Linked DNA regions of Homo sapiens: region 1 is linked to region 2. A link is a contact called in ENCODE Hi-C or POLR2A ChIA-PET data. All regions are on one chromosome and are shown on one strand. Each heading gives the region's core, a stretch centred on a gene start or an enhancer-like site at or near the end of the contact. The rest is flanking DNA. Distances are from core to core; before and after follow the strand shown. Region 1 overlaps TCTN1 (tectonic family member 1). Region 2 holds the start of ARPC3 (actin related protein 2/3 complex subunit 3).

Region 1 (2,712 bases), core at 126-2,625, 200 kb before region 2:
CACATTTTCTCATGTTGAACACTTTAGCCTTAATTGAAAATGAGCAACAAAGCTGGACAATTGCTAGTTGTATATAAAATTTAATCTCACCGAATGTACAGTTTTCAAATTTCACGTGTATATTAAGGAACTGATGCATCTGAGCATTCTGAAAGAAAGAAAAAGAAGCTACTTTAGCTGCCACCCCATTCTAGAAAAGTCTCTTATTTTCAAGCTGTTCTAAATAGCTTCGTCTCAGTTTCCCCAAAAGGGGTACCCAGGCCCCTCCTCTGTGTGCCCCAGCTGCATCAGCCAGCTTCTAGGTGGCTCCATTGTTTTCTGCCACCTGACAACATTTTTCCTCAATTACTGTACAACTACTGTATAAAATAAAACAACTACTGTATAAAATAAACTCTCTCTTTTCCCTGGACCCTCCTACTGTATTCTTTCCTCTGTGGCACCCATACCAGCCTGCCAGTCGGAGAGCAAGCTAGCTACAGTGCCTGGTGCAGAAATGGCAATTAGACCCAAGACTCCACTATAATTAACAAGGTATTTGGGGGAAGATCCCCTTGTAAGGGCTGTGTGCTCTTCTCGCATGATTTTATCTAATATTTTGCTATTTTTTTGTACTCATTTCAACCGGACCCAAAAAGGAAAAAACCTGAACTGAGTATTTTTAAAATAAATAACTCAAAGCAGGGGATGAATGAACTGGCCAAATCCCCCTTGCCTCTGCTGCTTCAAGTCCTGTTCATGTTCTTTACCATCTCCCCAAAGACTTTTTGGGTTCTATCATCTATGACCTATGTGTTAAGCATATTCCCCATTCAAAAGTCAGATAGAATAACATTTCCAAAAGGAAAAAAGGCAGGAAGGGAGTGGAGAAGGGCAGTGTGCTGGTTTGGAGGCAACCTCAAAGGTTAGAAGTATAATAAGGCTAGGCATGGTGGCTCACACCTGTAATCCCAGCACTTTCAGAGGCCGAGGCAGGAGGAGCACCTGAGCCCAGGAGTTTGAGACCAGCCTGGTCAACACAGCAAGACCCCATCTCTACAAACTATATTAAAATTAGCCAGGTGTTGTGGTGTGCACCTGTAGTCCCAGCTATTAGGAGGCTGAGGTGGGTGGATTGCTTGAGCCCAGGAGGTCAAGGCTGCAGTGAGCCATGATCACACCACTGCACTCCAGCCTGGGCAACAAAGCGAGACCCTCAAAAAGTATAAAATGCAGTATCCCCTAGGGACTTCTAGCCCCACGTGCACACTTTCCAAAGGGGATGACCTCAGAGGAGGGGCGTAGTTTCCTCACTTACGTCAAACAAACGGGAAGAAGAAGTTAAAGGGCAGCCTGGCATTGATGGCTGGTGGAGCTCTGAAGCCTGCCTCTGCAGGTGCAGACACATCCACAAAAGTAACCGCAGTGGAAATAAGAATCGTCCTTTCATTTCCTGAGTTGGCCTGTAATAAACAGAGAGATGCAAGGCCCACCCTCCAGTGTGCTCCCAGAATGACAACAATGAGACACTTTTCATTCTCTTCCTCACCCAACTACTGTCAGTTCATGAATCTGATAGGTCCTGGAGCACTAATTGGCCATTAACTTGGATGAGAGAAACAATTTTACCAGGGTGTCTGATTAACACGTGAATATCATAATTTTCATGAGAATTTTAAAGATCCAATCTGAACCAGAATGCTAATGTAAGTAGAACCATCGTCAGTGTTTCTAAGAATGACTGCTGAAATATTTTATGAACCCCCATGGTTTAAATTATAATCTTTTTCACAAAGTAATACCTGTCACCTACCACACTTGAGTTGTGTCTAGACTTCTGTCTTAACCTATGCCTTTAAACTAGGTTAGGCCTACCTCAGGAAAGGAGGATGAAATTAGATTTGCAGTTACATTGACTATTTTGGCCTGTGGATTCAGCAGGGATCCGTATTTAGTCCACTTCACTTCTATAACCAAAGCCCCTGGGAGCTGGCAGGAATCCTGCAAAACAAAATGCTGTTAATCCATTAGAATCTTACAAAACTGCAAGTCAGACTTAATCTGCAGTTCAGAGTTTTAATTATAAAAGGTTTCACATATTACAAAATGTTCTGAACAAGAAAATGAATAGACTCTACAAGTTCAGATAAAAACAGCTTAGAGAATATACGTGTTTTAAAGTAACTCAATGCCCCAAAAATATTTTTAACAGCTGAAGCGTAATTTTTCCATCTCCTCCTATTTCTAAAAATGCCGACATCACCTGAAACTGCGGTAGTGCCAATACCCAACTGTGGACCATTTAGGGCCATAACTGCTCTAACTTCATCTACCTGTTTATAGCGGCCTCACAGACTTCAGGAAAGAAACTGGTGGGAGGGATGGAGGGGGAGAAATAATTATTAGCAGACAAAACCTGATTGCATGTCATGTTAAAATGCTCTAAGGGGAAATTTAAGTGCTTTCTTTTCATTTACCTAATTTCATCAATTGGCAATTAAGATGTGACATCTAGGTAATCCAGGCAGTGTCCGTATGTTGTCAAAGACATCAACTCTTCAACTGCATCAGGAACACTGCTGGTGCCACGAAGGAGCTGAGCTGCCCCTTTGGTTGGCTGCTTTGGCAGCCAGCTCTAAGGCCTCTGACCCAAGGGAAAAAGGGGCCGTGGGCTTTCCAGGGCTTTTTCCTGCCTTGGCAGTCTCTCCGGTTGGCAAATGTGGTAACTGTTGA
Region 2 (2,805 bases), core at 85-2,584:
CCAGACACTGGGGATAGAACAGGGATGCACAGTGCAGGCAGGGCCTTGCTCACGTGGGGCTGCCATGCTGGGCCTGTGAGACTGACCATGAGGAAGGAAACCTCAGAGAGAGGATGGAAAGAAAAGCAGAAAAGAAATGGAGAGTGATTATGGGGCTACTTTGGGCTCTTTGTCAAAAAAGACCTTGCCTAAAAGGTGCTATTTGCCCAGTCAGCTGAATGTGAAATCAGATGTGGGAACATGGGGTCCTATTTCAGGCTGGGAACTGGCAGAAGAAATGGCTCTCAGGCAGCAATGAACTTGACTTTTAACATAAGAAGTTTTCTAGTAATAAATAAGTTAAAACTCTGGGCTTTCAGTATGCTCCAAGCATGTAAGTTCTAAGCATTTTACATGTAATTCATTTCATCCTCACAAAACTATGAGGTAAATACTGTTACTGCCATTTTCAGGTGAGGAACTGAAGCACAGGCCAGTTAACTTGCTCAAAATTACAGAGCTAGTATGTATTGGAGCTGCGATTCAAACCTGGAGTCCAGTGCCCTTCAGTTTCTCCATTTTTAGATGCAGTGCATTGGGTTCATTCATTCACTCAAATATTGATGTTTCCTACATACCGTCACTGTTACGGGCGCAGGTGACAAAACGGACGAAGTGCTGCCTTTTTGGCATTCACAAGCACTAAGAGTAAACTAAATACAAGAATCGTAAGAACTAAGGGAAAAAGCGGGAGAGAAGGATAAGGCATGGGGCTGGAGTTGGGTGAACTGAAAATAGAATGAACGGAGAATGCTTCACAGGAAAGGTGATTTTTTTTTTTTTTTTTTTTTTTTTTTTTTGAGAGAGTCACACTGTCATCCCGGCTGGAGTGCAGCGGCGCGATCTTGGCTCACTGCAACCTCTGCCTCCTGGGTTCAAGCGATTCTCCGGCCTCAGCCTCCCGAGTAGCTGGGATGCTACCACGACCAGCTAATTTTTGTATTTTTAGTAGAGACGGGGTTTCACCATCCAGGCTGGTCTCGAACTCCTGACCTCAGGTGATCCACCCGCCTCGACCTCCCAAAGTGCTGGGATTACAGGCGTGAGCCACTATGCCCGGCCCTGAAAAGGTGACATTTGAAAAAAATACAAAAGAGGTGATTGATCTCAGATTCTGGAACCTCAAGACCCATCTCCATTCTGGGCGCTGCCTCACGCTGCACCACTCAAGGCCCCTGCCTAGTGCTCTGGCGCCTCCTTCAGATCCGCGCGGCCGCTGCAACCAGAAGCGGAACTGCAAGGCCGGAAGCTCCACGTCCGCACCCGCCCCTTCCGTTTCGCTTCCGCCTACCTCGCCCAGGCTGCCAGACCGGAAGCGCTCCGCTGTACCTGGATCCTGCTCCTCTGGGTTGAAACCCGGGCGCCGCCAAGATGCCGGTGAGGGTTCGATCCACGGTGTGGGGAGACAGCGGGGATTGCGAAGAGCAGAGAGAAACCGTGTGTGTGCCGAGAGAAGCGGGCGGCGGAAGGCAGAGAGGAAGCTGGGGCCCGAGAAGGAGGGAGGCGAGGGGAGGGGACCGGTTGCTGAAGGATTGGGGCGGCCCGGGGGTGCCAGTCGTGGGAGGCGGGGGCGCGGCAGGAGTGGGCCAAGGGTCCAGGGTGTGTGAGGAGGCCCTTTTCTCTCTCCGTCTACTCCTTCCGACTCCGGCAGGGTTCCCAAAGCCTCACTAGAGAGCGAAGCCAAGGGCTGCGCTTTTTATTTTTCATATTTCAAGTCCAGGGGTCTAGCTTCTCCTTTTTCTGTCAGGCCCACTTCCTCCTCCGCCCCGGGGTCAGGCTCCCTCTGCTGTTTGTCATTTGTCAGAACCCACTTCCCGGCAGCGGCGGCCATCCCGGAGCCAGCTGGGTTTAGGGCCCTCACAGACTCGTTCGGCGCCTGACTTCCAAAGATTTCCTTTTTCGTGTGCCATCAGAGTGGGAGTAAAAAATTATGACGGCCTGGTTGTACTTAATTTCTGACAGCCAGTTTGTGGGGTAGATTTATCACCGTCATGGTCTCCATTTTGCAGATTCGGGAAAAGGTGGTTCAGTTATTATGTGATTGTTCACACTTTTTTTGTTGTTTGTTTTTTGAGAGAGTCTCGTTCTGTCGCCCAGGCTGGAGTGCAGTGAGGCGATCTCGGCTCACTACAACTTCCACCACCCTGGTTCAAGCAATTCTCGTGCCTCAGCCTCCCGGGTAGCTGAGATTACAGGCGCGCGCCACCACGCCCAGCTAATTTTTTGCATTTTAGTAGAGACGGGGTTTCACCATGTTGGCCAGGCTGGTCTGGAACTCCAGACCTCAGGTGATCCGCCCCCTCGGTCTCCCAAAGTGCTGGGATTATAAGCGTGAGCCATCGCGCCCAGCCTGCTCACACATTATTTTTAACAAACGTTAACGAGCACCTGCTGCCTGCCAGGCTGTATTTACAGCAGCAAATAAGTTCAACAAATCCCTAATCTTAAAGAATGTACATTCAAATCGGGAGTCGAGACAATAAAAGTGTAAACATAATAAAGGAGATACATACGGTAGTGTCAGGTAGTGACAAATGCTATAAAGAAGCTAGATGGGTGGTCAGGCGCAGTGGCTCACGCCTGTAATCCCAGCACTTTGGGAGGCCTAGGTGGGCGGATCACGAGGTCAGGAGTTCAAGACCAGCCTGGCCAACATGGTGAAACCCCATCTCTACTAAAAATACAAAAATTAGCCAGGCGTGGTGGTGCGTGCCTGTAATCCCAGCTACTTGGGAGGCTGAGGCAGGAGAATCGCTTGAACCCAGG

The links. Hi-C counts contacts between places; a loop is a spot of excess contacts on that map. ChIA-PET counts read pairs that join two places held with the same protein, here RNA polymerase II (POLR2A). Pooled maps may share reads with other maps.
Region 1: a loop to region 2 is called in a pooled map, with 2.9 times the contacts of the local background. The contact joins the enhancer-like site here to the promoter of ARPC3 in region 2. A Hi-C loop is called at or near these places in 6 of 50 pooled maps. POLR2A ChIA-PET finds 5 or more read pairs at or near these places in 7 of 52 experiments (T-cell, WTC11, activated B cell and 4 more).

The regions. Positions count from the first base shown.
Region 1 is chr12:110,646,479-110,649,190 of GRCh38, reverse strand. It overlaps TCTN1 (tectonic family member 1), which reads right to left. Exons shown (of 15, transcript NM_001082538.3): 13 at 1,855-1,995; 14 at 1,298-1,442; 15 at 1-148. The coding sequence ends at 1,299. It overlaps HVCN1 (hydrogen voltage gated channel 1), which reads left to right. Exons shown (of 8, transcript NM_032369.4): 8 at 1-505. Among named protein-coding and RNA genes, the nearest start is that of TCTN1, 34 kb to the right of the region's middle. RefSeq lists an enhancer at 1,128-1,187. Within about 2 kb of position 1,375, at least 4 of the 41 ENCODE cell types and tissues checked have a DNase peak (open chromatin) inside an H3K27ac peak, as active enhancers do.
Region 2 is chr12:110,448,866-110,451,670 of GRCh38, reverse strand. ARPC3 (actin related protein 2/3 complex subunit 3) reads left to right here and starts at 1,334. Exons shown (of 7, transcript NM_001278556.2): 1 at 1,334-1,416. The coding sequence starts at 1,411. RefSeq lists enhancers at 1,121-1,220, 1,926-2,778.